Regions from separate parts of the Homo sapiens genome. Here regions 1, 2, 4 and 5 are each linked to region 3. The links are chromatin contacts, found by Hi-C or POLR2A ChIA-PET in ENCODE. All regions are on one chromosome and are shown on one strand. The core of a region is the stretch at or near the end of the contact, and the rest is flanking DNA. Distances in the headings are between cores, read along the strand shown. Region 1 holds the start of POLR1C (RNA polymerase I and III subunit C). Region 2 holds the start of ABCC10 (ATP binding cassette subfamily C member 10). Region 3 holds the start of HSP90AB1 (heat shock protein 90 alpha family class B member 1). Region 4 holds the start of DLK2 (delta like non-canonical Notch ligand 2). Region 5 overlaps ZNF318 (zinc finger protein 318).

Region 1 (2,750 bases), core at 178-2,677, 730 kb before region 3:
TGAAGGCCCTGGAGGCTTGTCTTTTCCCAGCCTGCCACATCTGAAGTAAGGAAGATGGGCATAGGTATTGTGGTACTGTTGGTTCTAGATCCTGTTGCCTATTTTCCGTTTGATTTCTACATGGTTCTAACTGGACAACCTGGGGCGAACATCACCAACACCAATTCCAGAACACGGGACATACCTAGGTCTACTTTTCTACCTGCAGAGGATTCAATCTTGCTTACCTGATCTGCCACCTGCCGGCTCAGCTGTCCCTTAAAGCCCTTCATGCCCAGGAACTCTCCATCCTCCTCTTCAGCAGCAGCTGCATCAGCTGCATCAGCGTCTACTTCTTCCTCGCGCAGGCGCTGATGCAGCTCACCCATATCCTCGAAGCTAGAGCCTGAGGTATCATCCATGTTCTCCATGTCAATCACAGCTGAGCCTCCGCCCTGTGAAGACAATGGCTCCTAGAGTGCAGGACTTTTCTGTTCCATCCATTAAGTCCTCTGCTCATCCCAGGGTTTAGGGCTTTGTTCTTCCACTGCTGAGGATACGGCTTGGAATCACTACAGATCATGCCACTCCATTCCCCCTCATATGCTCTCAGAACGCCTGGTTTCTAGCTTTGGCTATCTTTTCTAGCCTGGGAAACCTACTAGTCTTCCATTCATGTCTTTCTCCTATGTTACCTATCAAAGACTAAAAGGCTGAAAAAGTGCCCATTTCCTTCTTTCCTAAGCCCCAAACAAAACTATACACATAGTATGTTTTCAGCGAATGCCAGTGAATCCCACCCAACCCCACTCCATGCCTTACCCCGACCAACCTCCTAACTTGTTCCAAGAATACCTTCTTCCTAATGCCTCGGGCGGGCCCTGAAACCCGAGATCCTCAGGCTGGAGTAGTAGTCTGGCCCTTTCAGGTCAATGTTAATCCCACTGACTTTAGTGTGCACGAAGACCCAAAGAAGAGAGTTTTGTAAATGGAGCGGACTTCCAGGCCCAGAGGGGGAATCCCCAAGACACTTCTGGACATCGCCGGCCCTCCGGCTGCTGGCAGCTGGTGCCTTGGGGCCATTACCTGGATGTTTTCTTCGAACCCTCCCCATTCCGGGCCAGCTCCATTTCGGGCGCCGCCCGCCGGCGCCGCTGTAGTTGCCATGTCCCTTGAGGGCTCCCGTCGCTGAAACCCGCGCTAGCCCCGCGCGCGGAGTGGGCAAGATGTGGGCCTCCGGAAGGTAGACGTCCAGGGTCGAGGAGAGGTGGGATCGGCCGGAACACAAAAAGGAGAAGCCCGGATGTTTGGACAAAAGCAACTTCCGGAAGCTGGGGACGTGGACGGGGGCGGGGAAAAATCTCGCGATATTTAAGATTCCAGGAGGCGGTGCGTTGCCACGGAGACGGAGCAGGGCTACTAGGACGCACGCGCGAGATAGAACCTCTAGTCTCGTGGAGAGATTGAAGATGGCGGCTTCTCAGGCGGTGGAGGAAATGCGGAGCCGCGTGGTTCTGGGGGAGTTTGGGGTTCGCAATGTAAGCCTTGTGGCCTTGAGCTCGGGCGGGAGGAATGAGAGCGGAACAGGGATGGGTCTTGGGATTGGCGTGGGGATAGCTGTGGGCTCACTGTCCCTTCGTGGACAAATTCGTCCCTTTGCTCTAGGTCCATACTACTGACTTTCCCGGTAACTATTCCGGTTATGATGATGCCTGGGACCAGGACCGCTTCGAGAAGGTAAGTGGGGCCGGAGTTGTCTGGGGAGGGTTATGAAGGCCAGACCTTGTGGTCTGAGCAGCCTGTGTCTGTCTCAGAAGCTGCTCTTGGGGGTCGCTCCGTTTGTAAGTTTGTTGAGCAATGTGCTAGACGCTCCGTTTACAGGCCAAATTAGACACGGTTTCTACCCAGTTCTGCAAAGATGTTCAGTCTTGTTGAGGAATGGTGTGTATAAACAGTGAATCTAGTGTAATATGGTGAAGGTGGTTGATAGCGATGAAGACGGCAGGGTTGGGGTGGGGAGCATTACGCTGAGACCAGGAAGAGGGGCGGAGAGGTACTTAACATTTCAAGAGGAGGGTACATCTCAATTGAGCCTTGAATGGTAAGTAAAAAAGAACAGGAGTTAAATTATGAAGGGTTTGTTTCAAGTCAGTGAAGTTCAGGATATACAGGTTTTGTGTGTATTTAGTCTTTTGTATTGTTTCACTTAGCTTAAAATAAGGGTTAAAATTGCATTTAAATAGATTACTGAATGTTACCGTTTAGGCAACTGACCTTTGCGTGCAGCTTATAAACATGATCTGTAAATCAGTGCTTGGGAAAATTTTACTTTTTTAACCTGTTGATACAAGGAATAAAGTATGAACAATGAAAAAGGTTAATGCTTGAAAAAAAATTATGGCTTGTGTGAAGTGTGCTCCGGGCATGTCCAAGTAGTTCTGGCATGAGTGGTAGGCAAGGTTGAAGTGTGTCTTGGGCACTGTTGATGATAGGGAGATTGAATAGTTCTTAAGCAGACATGATGAGATTTGCAACCTTGGTGGCTGGGAGGGAATGAGTTTGAGGAGGATCATATGGAGCAGGCAGATCTGTTGTAAGGGAAGCTGAGGTTGAAGACATGAACTAAGACTGATGGTAGAAATAGAGCAAAGGTAGAATAGAAGGTAAATTTATGATTGCTTTGGTAAAGGCTGTGGGGGTAGCATAAAATGACTTTTTGGCTTGGGAACTGCTTTGATGCATTGTGGTATCATTTACTGAGAGGAGAAATG
Region 2 (2,718 bases), core at 148-2,647, 820 kb before region 3:
TGGAAACAGCAAGTGAATTAGAATTAGAAGTGGAGCCTGGCCAGGTGCAGTGGCTCACACCTATAATCCCAGCACTTTGGGAGGCCAAGGCAAGCGCATCACCTGAGGCCAGGAGTTCAAGACCAGCCTGGGCCAGGTAGCAAGACTCTGTTAATTAATTACTAAAGATTGTGAAATGCAAACCTACATCTCTTAGTTTTTAAAAATAGGAAAATTAATTCTTGACGTTGAGGGATATGGGGCTTCTTACTGAGATTAAGTGGGATAACCATAATTGTCATTTGTTTAGCTTTTCTTCTTCAAGCACTGTACACACCTATGTAAAGGCGGATACCAACACCATGCCTGACAAACATAATAAAATAAAGATGCAGAAGTAACCTGCCCAACATCCCTCTGCTAAAAGCATTCAAACCCAGGTCCGTATAATTATAAAGGTTATGTTCTTCCCACTGCTTCCTTAAAAGATTTATTGGAGGACTACCCTAGGCAAAGCACTTGCCCTAAGCACTCTAAATTAATTATTCAACTCTCTCAACAGTACTTTAGTATTGGTATTGTCCCTGTTGTACAAATAAAGAAGTTGAGGCTCGGCCGGGGTGGTGGCTCACGCCTGTAATCCCGGCTCTTCGGAAGGCCAAGGCGGACGGATCACGAGGTCAGGAGATCGAGACCATCCTTGCCAACATGGTGAAACCCCGTCTCTACTAAAAATACGAACAAAAAAATTGGCTGGGCGTGGTTGCGCGCGCCTGTAGTCCCAGCTACTCGGGAGGCTGAGGCAGGAGAATCGCTTTAACCCGGGAGGCGGAGGTTGCAGTGAACCGAGATTGTGCCACTGCACTCCAGCCTGGTGACAGAGCGAGACTCCGTCCCCCCCCCAAAAAAAAGTTGAGGCTCAAAAAAGTTAGGTAACTTGTCCAAGGTCATGCAGCCCTAGAATAATAAGGGAAAACAGTGTGTCCCAAAATGGCATTATTTGTCCGTGGGGCAGGTATGTTTGAATTTCCATCCATCCATCTATCTATCTGAGACTGGGGTCTCGCTATGCTGCTTGGACTGTTCTCGAACTCCTGGGCTCAGGCCATCCTCCTGGGATCTACCGGCGCGCAGAGACTACGGGCGCGCAGGGACTACCGAGGCGCGCAACCGTGCCCGGCTCCCCACCTCTTCAAGAAATGGAGATTGCAATGCTTGTGCCAACTAGTAAGCTTACACAGTTGTGAGCGAATACTCCACGTGAGAGGTTATAAATGACGTTGCACTAAGGGAGGGATGGATCCTTAACGCAAGTCAGGCCACAAAAGCGTACCAAAACGCAACTGTGCGTCTGCACCAGCGCGCCTGCGTGCAAAGGCCAGCCGAAGCAGAGAGCAGTGCACATGCGTGCAGCTACCAGCATATGGGCGTGGCGAATAGCGCCGGCTAGGTCTTCCAACCTCTAGGTGGGGTGCCAGCCGGGGCGGGCCCAGCACCCCGGCCGGGCAGTACTTTTTTTTTTTTTGCATACACCAGTTCTCAGGATATCGGAATCCGGTGCACAGCAGCTTCTTCAGGTTTGAGGTTCCGGATGCCTGGGGGCGGAGAAACGGGAGGGGAAAAACAGATGGCAAGGTGGGTGACCAGCGTCCAGAAATCCACTGGGGAAACCTCCTCCCGTTTTTACCCTTGGTACCGCGAGAATGGGCGGGGTCTGGCTTCGGGGCGGAAGCGACGGGCGGTCCCGGTTCCAGGGCGGGGCTGGAGACAGGGAGACCCGGCTGGGAAGTGCAGGCAAAGCCGGCTGTTACCCTGCACAGCCGTCACCCTCAACTTTCCCTTCAGGTGAGGCGTCCATGGAACGACTTCTGGCCCAGCTGTGCGGCAGCAGCGCAGCGTGGCCGCTCCCGCTGTGGGAGGGGGACACCACAGGCCACTGCTTCACCCAGCTGGTGCTCAGCGCCCTGCCCCACGCGCTCCTCGCCGTGCTCAGTGCCTGTTACTTGGGCACCCCGAGGTGGGTAGAGACGGGCGCAAGGCATCTGTCCATGTGTGCCTGCAGATCTCACCCGCGGCCTACATCTTCCGGCAGTGTCACCAGAATAGCGAGGTCTCTGGAGTAGGGCAGAAGTAGAATAAAATCTAAGCATTGCTACTTAGCAGCAATGTGGCTGTTCTTGGGCAAGTACCTGCCTTCTCTGAGTCTCATTGTTGGGAGGTTTAAATGAGATAATGAATTTAAGCATATAGTGCAGCGCCTGGCATGTTTTTAAAGGTCCGATGAGTATCAGAAATCATCAGAATTGTCCATTTTCAGCTACCCGGACTCAGCTGTCATGAATTGGAGGCAGAATTGGGGGAACAACGTTTTTAGCCAAAAGCGATGATGTGTTTAAGTTGTAGGCTCAGTTTCTCACCACTGCAACCCATGAAACCTTAGTGTTTCCAGATTAAGAAAAGCATACCTAGGCTCAGCTGAAGAGGAAGCAGTAGATAGACAAGAAGAGCAAAATCAAACATTAAGCCTTCCCCAATTAAGGGCTATAAGGTGTGGATGCTAAACTCAACTTGATTTTGTATTTAGTTCTTGTATGGCTAGAGATGACTAAAGTTAGTCTCATTCTGGCTGCCGAGAAGATAGGAGGACGGTGTGGTCTCTGCCTTTGGGAGTTCCTAGTCTGATGGGGGGAAGTGTCTCTATCCAAGAGGTCTTTCTTGCTTTCTCATTAGACTGAGTTC
Region 3 (2,700 bases), core at 165-2,664:
GCTGTGGGGAAACTCTTCCCAAGCATCCCAGGGGTGGGCCAGGAAGGGGAGCAGATGGACATCTACAGGGCACAGAGCAGGGAGTGGCTATTCTCTCCTGGAGGGGTTGTGGGTCCAGCAGGCTTTCGGATGAGGCCTTGGAAAGGCAAGGACAGCTTGCCAACTGGAGGGCAGGCAAAACGGCTGAGCCAGGCCAGACACGGCAGCTCACTGGCCAGGGGCATGGCCTAGGGGCTCTGGTGCCAAGGCTGAAGGGGAACAACTTGGCCAGCCGCTCTGTGGCCGGCATCGTCACGCGGCCTCCAAGAGCTCCGGCTGCCCTGCACTGGTTCCCAGAGACTCCCTCCTTCCCAGGTCCAAATGGCTGCAGGAGCGAAGTGGGCGGAAAAAAAGCGAACCAGCTTGAGAAAGGGCTTGACGTGCCTGCGTAGGGAGGGCGCATGTCCCCGTGCTCCGTGTACGTGGCGGCCGCAGGGGCTAGAGGGGGGTCCCCCCCGCAGGTACTCCACTCTCAGTCTGCAAAAGTGTACGCCCGCAGAGCCGCCCCAGGTGCCTGGGTGTTGTGTGATTGACGCGGGGAAGGAGGGGTCAGCCGATCCCTCCCCAACCCTCCATCCCATCCCTGAGGATTGGGCTGGTACCCGCGTCTCTCGGACAGGTCAGAGCGGGTCGCCGGGTGGGGTCGCTGCAAAAACCCTGCCCCGGCCGCAGCCGGAGAGGCGGAGCCTCGCGGGGAGGGGGCGGGACCGCCGAGACAGGCCTGGAAACTGCTGGAAATGCCGCAGTGCCGCCGCCGCGCCTTCCGCCGCATGTCGGCAAAGAGTCCCCGCCAGCCCCGGCCGGCGCCCTCCCCCTACGCTGAGCTGCCCCTCAGCGCGAACCCTCCGCCCTTCCTCTACTCCTGCGAGAGTCGGGATCTGGGGCTACCCAAGGTTGGGTCCCGAATGCCAGTCCCTCTGTCGGGACGCGAGATGTGTAGGGCAGATGCTAGGAAGAAGATTGGGTCTGGGAGCGGTGGTCCGCGTGGTTAGCTGCCTCCGCTCTTTTTCGGTGTCCCCCCCAGTCCCGCCCTTGGGTGTGGGGACGCCTGCCCCACAAGTGTTTAGGGAGGTCAGTGGGTTCCTCGCCCGTAGAGACACCGTTTATGCCAAATGAGCACTCCTCATCCCCGCTCTTGATGGAGTCATGTCCTAGACGTGAAACTATGGGGCTGTGATCACAAGCAAATGTGTGGGCGGATCCGTTGCTTGGGTTCTTCCCCGCCCCCTCTTTTTTTCGGACCATGACGTCAAGGTGGGCTGGTGGCGGCAGGTGCGGGGTTGACAATCATACTCCTTTAAGGCGGAGGGATCTACAGGAGGGCGGCTGTACTGTGCTTCGCCTTATATAGGGCGACTTGGGGCACGCAGTAGCTCTCTCGAGTCACTCCGGCGCAGTGTTGGGACTGTCTGGGTATCGGAAAGCAAGCCTACGTTGCTCACTATTACGTATAATCCTTTTCTTTTCAAGGTAAGGCTGAGATCTCCGCTAGGCTTCTTTCCCTTTAGTGCTGTATTCGTGTTGTTTTTGTTTTTTTCTGTCCTTTAGGGAGCCTTAGTCTAGATGTCGGGGTGGCTTGTGGATAACGCTCTGGATTTTTATAGGGTGAGGGTAGTGGTGGGTGAGGTTTTTTGAGTCCTCCTCGGTTTTCTCTAGTGTGTTTGGGGGGTGGGGCTTTCTCTCGGCGCCTGCTGGCCGTAGCGAGGTGGGCTGTGGGGTTGGGGCAGTGGGCGGCTGGCAGCTGCACGTGGTGGCCGCGCGGCCCGGGACGCTGCCATTTTTGCCCCTCCACTTCCGGACGCGGCTACGGGGCGTCGGAGGGGGACCGCAGGGTGGCGGGGGTGCCCGCTCGGGTGACTCAGCACGGCCTTGTGGGACTGGCTTTGTCACCTCTCTTATCGGACGCGTTGTTAAAGCCTTCTTGGGTGCTTTGTTTCTGTGAGGGAGGGTTGACGGTGTGGGAAGAGAGCTTTCGGTCTCCAGCACCCGATACTCCCTCCTTCCAGATCTTTCTTGCAGTCCCGGTGGAGGAGGGGCGGGGAGGGGAGCAGGTTCTGGAAGATTCATGGGCTCCTTCCTCCGCCCTTCCTCGAGAGCTGAGATTGTTCTGGAAGCTTCTGGATTCTGGCGCCCCGCCCCAGTGCCCGGATGCTGGGGCGAGGGAGGGTGCACTGCGGCGCCCCCTCCTCGCGTGGTCCTGGCCGACGCATGTCCGGCAGTGACGAGTGTCGGCCTGGTGGCTACGGCCACCATCTTTCTTGGGTTTGGTCCTGTTCTGTAATTTTGTGCTGTGAAAGGGTCGTGGTGGAGCTTTTGGCTTAAGAATTCTTTGTCCGGATTTAATTGCTCCTCCGGTGGGTATCGTATGGATCCCAGGTTATTCCTCCCTGCCCTATGGGGCAGGAGTGTCCCGCCCTTGGACTGGTCTTAGGAACTGACACCTCAGGGGGAGCAGTTTAAAGTTAGTGCCATTTTTATCTTAAACTAGTCACTTTGATCTCCCCCAAATAAAGAACTGTAGGTAGTGATTTTCACATTTAAATTTGTGTAAGGATTACTTGGGATCTCTAGATACCTGGGTTGGACCAACATTATGATTTTTCTGCCATACTACCAGATGATGCTGAGGCTGCTGGTCACCATTCTTTAAGTAGGTGGGTT
Region 4 (2,700 bases), core at 79-2,578, 790 kb before region 3:
AAAGAAGTGGGGAGATAAAAACTAGAAGAAGCAAGAGAGGTGAGGTAAAGGGGAAAGGGGGACTGGCCAGTCAGCCATAGGAGTGATGAGGCATGAAGAGTAGAGTCTGAAGCCCCTAGACACTGTTGTGCACGTGAAGGGCTTAGAAATGGGTACCAAAGGGTTTGGGGGCACGTGCTCAGGACAGGTACCTGCAGGAGCCGTCAGGTGCACAGCAGCCGTGGGCCAGGTCACAGTGGGAGCTGCAGTCATCGGCTGCAAGAGATTGATGTGGGAGGGGTGAGTCTGAGTCAGGGCACAGCTCGCTGGGATGCGGGACTCAGGAGAGGATTGGGGTTCCAGTAACTGAGCGGACTCAACCCTAGGGCAGGACATAACACAGAAACTCATCCCATTCCAAAAAGGCAACCTCGGTCTTGCTTGCCCCGCGGGTCGGAGCGACTGCAGTGCCGCCTCCGGCCGGCAGAGGTCAACGTGCAAGCGAGGACGGCTGGACAGGGCCGCGACTGGAGCCCAGCGGGCGCGCTCACCTCGGACAGGCTGACCGGGAGCCCCCAGAATGCACAACAGGCACACGAGATGCAGGCAGCGGCAGCCGCTGGGCATGGTCAGCGCCGGCCCCAGGAGGGACGGACGGATGGACGGCCGGACGCGTGGACACCTGTGGGACGGCACCGGTTGGGAGGCGGCCGGACGCGGAGATAGCGGCACGGATACGGGTTCCAAGTGACAGGAGCCGACGAGGGAGAGGGGCGCCGGGACAGAAGAAGGGGATGGGGGTAGCGGGAGGATGGGGGCAGGGAAGGGTTGAGCAGGCGAAGAGAGCGAGGAGAGCGAAGACAGGAACCCGGGAGCGGGGTCTGCAAGGAGGGGAAAGATGGGCATCGCGGAGCGAGGCCAGGCGCGGGAATGGCTGGGGTTGGGATCGTAGTCAGGACGGAGGGGTCCGCGGGATGGGGACAGCGCCGAGAGGCGGCCTCGAGCACGGAGGGGACGCGGGGGCCGGAGGGAAGGACGGTTCCCGGCAGCGAGCAGTCTCCGCCCCACAGCTCCGACAGCCCCCCCCCCCGCCACCACCACTCTCTCCCACGTCCCCTTTCTATCTCCGCCGCGCTGGGTTCGGCGGCGGCGCGGGGCCTGGAATCCCCACCGCGCCCTGTCCCCGCAGTCCTCACCTCCGGCGGGGAGGTGGCGCGCCCCGGGGCGCAGAGAGAGGCCGGATCCGACGGGCGCCGCCGAGGGGCCGTGAGGGAGCGCGGGGCCGCCCCTAGCTGGCCGCGGGGCCGGGCGCCGAAGCGGCTGCCATGCGAGCCGAGCGCTCGGGAATCTGGGGCTCCAGGCGACCCCGAGCGGCGGCAGCGGCTGCTCCTCGCGCGCGCTCAGGCCCCCTGCCAGGGGCGGAGCCCGCCCCCACCCCCATCCCCCCCCCCGCGACGCACGGCGCACACCTAGCACCCGGCGCGCCCCGGGGCCCCGGCCCTCCGCGGCTACCCAACGCCCCGAACCCAGCTTCCTTCCAAGAGAGGAGGAAATCTTAGGAGTCTCAATGGGAGCAAACTATTAAGCCAAAGGAGCGCAACCCCGTTATTCTCTCATCTCCCATGCCCACTTTCCCGACCAGCGCTCCGCGGCCCACGCCCCAGCCCTGCCTTCGCTTGTCCGCCGCTCATCACGCTTCTCATATAGATCTATGCACACGCAGGCAATCGCTCCCCGCCCTCCGCCTGTCACCAGCCCACGCCTCCCCGCTTGTAAAGCCTTCATCACCTGCTTCATCTGTGTGCTCCTCTGCTCCTCCTCGCCCTCCGCTTCTTCCTGTCCACGTTGCCGTCTCCAGCCTTCCAAGATCAACCTATCCCTATATAAATATCAACCCGATCCACCCAACCACACCCCGGCCCTACCCCCACCACCCTTCCCTCCCTCAAGTCTCAGCCCTTCCACCCCATTCCTTTTTGTGACTGCCTCTGAGAATCCTTTCTGGACTGGGAATGCCCCTGACTCTGTAAATGTGCACACAAAACCCCCTCCACCGCCAAGTCTTCTCCTGTACCCCATCACGTTCGTCCTTGGCCTCAGGCTAAACCTCAACTGCCCAAACCTGGAGCTCAGATTCAGAGAGTAACGGAGGGGGAGTGGGGGAAAGCTGCCCTCCAGGCCTCTTTGCCCCCTTCTGGCTAATGGCTCAGAGACACATTTCAAGACAAGGACCCAGCCAAGCTCGGTGGGCTCACGCCTATAATTCCAGCACTTTGGGAGGCTGAGGCGGGCGGATCACCTGAGGTCAGGAGTTCGAGACCAGCCTGGCCAACATGGTGAAACCCGTCTCTATTAAAAATACAGAAATTAGCCAGGCGTGGTGGTGCGCGCCTGTAATCCCAGCTACTCGGAAGGCTGAGGCAGGAAAATCGCTTGAAAACCCGGGAGGCAGACGTTGCAGTTAGCCAAGATCGCGCCACTGCACTCCAGCTTGGGGGACAGAGCAAAACTCCGACCCCCGCCCCCCCCCAAAAAAAGACAAGGACCCAGAACATAATTTCTAGTTTGTGCAGGACAACAGGGCAGAGGTCAGGAACGCTAGCGCCCATCTCTAGTCCTTCAGATTGAGATTTCACCATCTTTAAATTCAAAACATCGGAAGGAGCAGTCGCTAGTCGGGGCAGAGCAGCTTCCCACCTTCACACAGCCACCTCCACAGGC
Region 5 (2,700 bases), core at 78-2,577, 910 kb before region 3:
AGTAGCTCTAGGTATTTATTCTTAGTTGTGAACACTGGATTCTGTGTGGTCCTGGATGGCACCAACTGTAGTTTCCTGTTCAGGCATTCCCTGAGGGACCATATTGTCTTCAATTACCTGCTCCCTTGGAGGGGACCTTGACACTGGAGCTTTAACCAAATTCAGAGGGTCGCCACTGTCATCATCTACTTGCAGAATTGCCACCTCTGTGGTGGATGCATTCGATATTTCTAGCTGTAATGGCCCCAACTCCAGGGAACTACATTTAGAAGGGTCACCTGGCTCAGAGAGTGGAGAACACAGTTTATCTTTTTGAACTCCAGAGGTCCGTGTGACAAAGTCAACAAGGTCTGGAAGGCAAGGAGATGGCCCAAGGCCTGCAGAATTAATTGTTTTTAATTCCAATCCGAGTGACTCTTGTTTGTCTAATTGGGAAGATTCTTTTACTTCCTCAGGCATCATTCCTCCTGCTAACAGGTCAAGGGCCTGGTGTGTTCCCTCTAGGCCCCCCAAGCCACGGTCAACATTTTCTGTAAGTCCAGTTTTCAAAATGTTAGGAGAAGGGATCCTAACACTCCTGGGATTAGGTGAGTTTCGTTCACCCTCTGTCTCAAAGTCAAGCACCAAGGTTTTGGGAGAATCTAACGGAAACCCAGAAAAAGATGGGATTGGTTCGAAGTCAGCGGGATCGGAGGAATTACACCCTATAGGTGATACAGAATTTTCTTCACACACTTTCTGACACAAGACAGTTGGGGATCTATGTGCTGGGCTTACCCGAGTAGTGCAGAAATCAACAGGCATATCCCCCAGATTCCCCAGGGCAGTAAGCTCCTCTACCTTTAAGTCTGTAGCTTCAAAGTCTTCTAGGGCCTTGCTTTCTATTGTCACTGTTAACTCTGGATGGACATCTTGTAGCTCCAGTGCTTCTGTTTTTGGTTTCTCTGGGCTCTCCCAGGTCTCTGGCCTCTTCTTGTTTTCATCCCAAACAGCCAACTCATAGATCTTTTTAACTTGAAAGTCTTTTGATCTTTCTCTCTTGAGTTTGAGACTTCTGTACCTAGAAGTTCTAGAAGCTGATTCTGGAGCTGAATTCTCTAGCCCCTCCTCACTAACAACTGAAACTCCTTGCTCTTGTGGACTACCTGTTAAACACATAGCTGATCTGGCTGGGGAATGAAGCAGCAACTCTGGGGCAGAAATTTTCACAGGTGTATCTTGTGGGTTGAGTAAAGACCTAGCTTCTGATAAAAATGAGTCTAATTTTGCCTTTGTGAAAGAGCAAGCCTGTGGACTCAATTTGATCACTACTTTACTTGGAGTTTCACTTCCTGTCATCAATTTATTGGACTGTTCAGCCTCTTTGTCAATCATTAGCAAGTTGGGCTGTTTTACTTCTCCCTCCCACATGTATCTGTTTCCATGGTTCAAATTAGAATCATCTATGCTGTGGGGTCCAATGCTGGTACTTACTCCCTCATCAACTATCCCCTCAGACAGCTCCTTTACCCTTTCTTTTAGTTCAGTGTTTGTCTCTATCTCACTTTCTCTACAATCCTCAGATTTACGGAGCTCTTGGCTTTCCTTATCCTGGTTAACAGATTCTCTGAGGTGGATTTCTACCAACTTCTGAGATTCTTTGCACTGTATATCTAACAGTTGAGGAGGTGGTTCTACACCAGGTGGTCCTGGCTCTCCCAGGTCAAGCTCACTCTTCTCTGGAGATATATCCCTACTAGTGTCACTCTGGAAGGAACTAGAGGTCCATATGGCCAAAGTGTCTGTCTTTGGGGTAATTGTTTCATAAGGCCTGCTTTGGCACAACCTTGTCAGAGGCTGTAGGAAGCCATAGGTGCTGCCTGTGCTTTTTGGGCCTACATGTTCTACAACTGACCATTTCCCTAGGGCCACCAGAGTTTTTGCAATGGGCTTTTCAGAGTTGCTAACTATAGGAGCAGCGACCAAACCCTCATCTTGATGCAACTCCTCTTGGGATGCACTGCTGTTCAAAGGAGAAGTAGAAGAGGTGTCTGAACTTTTGGTTCTAGAGAGGTTGCTATTTTCCCCATTGGCCAATGGACCACCACTTAGCTTAGTCTCAGGGGCCCCCTTAGTCTCAGGGGCCCCCTTTCCACCACTACTATAGAATATGTCATACAGGTCCTTAGCATTGGCTGTGGCTAAGCATGAATTTCGCTTCTCTAATTTTTTGGCTTGTTCACTGAACACACTTGAGAGGGGTGGTGGAGGACGTACTAACACAGAGAACAGGGTCTGGTCTCGGTCACTCTCACTCACCCCAGGAGCTGTCTCATCAGAAGGAATGGCAGCTGGCTGTGCTGAGGCCATGATGGCTACAGGCAACACTGGGTTCAAAATGTTAGGACCCACGAAGCCAGGGCTGAGAGTCTGAGATACAACTGGGTTTGATTTTACTGGAGCCAAGATAGCATTTGCTTGAGCAGCAGACGGGGCAGCTGGATGAGGTATAACGGGGGGTGGTGGAGGTGGTGGAGGTGGGGGTGGTGGAGGAGGTGGTAGTATTTGTTCAGGTAAATGAGATGGCTCACTCTTTTCAGCCAACACCACTTTTTCCTCTGGAGACCCTTTTAGAATCACCTCTTCCCCTCCAAATGCTTTGGAGATGATGTCTGGAGGTAAGAGGAGATCAGCTGAAGACTCTTTAACCACTGGCAGAGG

What was found. A loop is a pair of places that touch in the nucleus more often than their neighbours do. ChIA-PET counts read pairs that join two places held with the same protein, here RNA polymerase II (POLR2A). Pooled maps may share reads with other maps.
Region 1: a map of CD8-positive, alpha-beta T cell shows a loop between it and region 3 (11-fold over the local background). The contact joins the promoter of POLR1C here to the promoter of HSP90AB1 in region 3. A Hi-C loop is called at or near these places in 1 of 168 maps with a recorded cell type or tissue (CD8-positive, alpha-beta T cell), 3 of 37 single-sample maps with no recorded cell type and 19 of 50 pooled maps. POLR2A ChIA-PET finds 5 or more read pairs at or near these places in 6 of 52 experiments (CD4-positive, alpha-beta T cell, GM10248, H1 and 3 more).
Region 2: a loop to region 3 is called in a pooled map, with 15 times the contacts of the local background. The contact joins the promoter of ABCC10 here to the promoter of HSP90AB1 in region 3. A Hi-C loop is called at or near these places in 10 of 50 pooled maps. POLR2A ChIA-PET finds 5 or more read pairs at or near these places in 2 of 52 experiments (PC-9 and activated CD4-positive, alpha-beta T cell).
Region 4: POLR2A ChIA-PET joins it to region 3 with 13 read pairs in A549. The contact joins the promoter of DLK2 here to the promoter of HSP90AB1 in region 3. POLR2A ChIA-PET finds 5 or more read pairs at or near these places in 2 of 52 experiments (A549 and BJ).
Region 5: a pooled map shows a loop between it and region 3 (2.6-fold over the local background). The contact joins the enhancer-like site here to the promoter of HSP90AB1 in region 3. A Hi-C loop is called at or near these places in 1 of 50 pooled maps. POLR2A ChIA-PET finds 5 or more read pairs at or near these places in 2 of 52 experiments (activated T-cell and naive thymus-derived CD4-positive, alpha-beta T cell).

The regions. Positions count from the first base shown.
Region 1 is chr6:43,515,662-43,518,411 of GRCh38, forward strand. POLR1C (RNA polymerase I and III subunit C) reads left to right here and starts at 1,428. Exons shown (of 9, transcript NM_203290.4): 1 at 1,428-1,517; 2 at 1,645-1,716. The coding sequence starts at 1,449. YIPF3 (Yip1 domain family member 3) reads right to left here and starts at 1,265. Exons shown (of 9, transcript NM_015388.4): 1 at 1,066-1,265; 2 at 228-434; 3 at 1-40. The coding sequence starts at 1,146. RefSeq lists an enhancer at 1,005-1,554.
Region 2 is chr6:43,426,144-43,428,861 of GRCh38, forward strand. ABCC10 (ATP binding cassette subfamily C member 10) reads left to right here and starts at 1,398. Exons shown (of 22, transcript NM_001198934.2): 1 at 1,398-1,614; 2 at 1,825-1,996. The coding sequence starts at 1,836. RefSeq lists an enhancer at 1,975-2,044.
Region 3 is chr6:44,245,687-44,248,386 of GRCh38, forward strand. HSP90AB1 (heat shock protein 90 alpha family class B member 1) reads left to right here and starts at 1,415. Exons shown (of 12, transcript NM_007355.4): 1 at 1,415-1,509. RefSeq lists enhancers at 1-471, 1,226-1,980, 2,465-2,514 and a silencer at 675-914.
Region 4 is chr6:43,454,220-43,456,919 of GRCh38, forward strand. It overlaps DLK2 (delta like non-canonical Notch ligand 2), which reads right to left and starts at 1,329. Exons shown (of 6, transcript NM_023932.4): 1 at 1,176-1,329; 2 at 531-661; 3 at 192-255. The coding sequence starts at 606. RefSeq lists enhancers at 308-357, 1,986-2,700 and silencers at 888-967, 998-1,047, 1,148-1,387.
Region 5 is chr6:43,337,137-43,339,836 of GRCh38, forward strand. ZNF318 (zinc finger protein 318) reads right to left here. Exons shown (of 10, transcript NM_014345.3): 10 at 1-2,700. The coding sequence ends at 22. Among named protein-coding and RNA genes, the nearest start is that of CRIP3, 30 kb to the left of the region's middle. RefSeq lists an enhancer at 1,906-1,955. Within about 2 kb of position 1,328, at least 2 of the 41 ENCODE cell types and tissues checked have a DNase peak (open chromatin) inside an H3K27ac peak, as active enhancers do.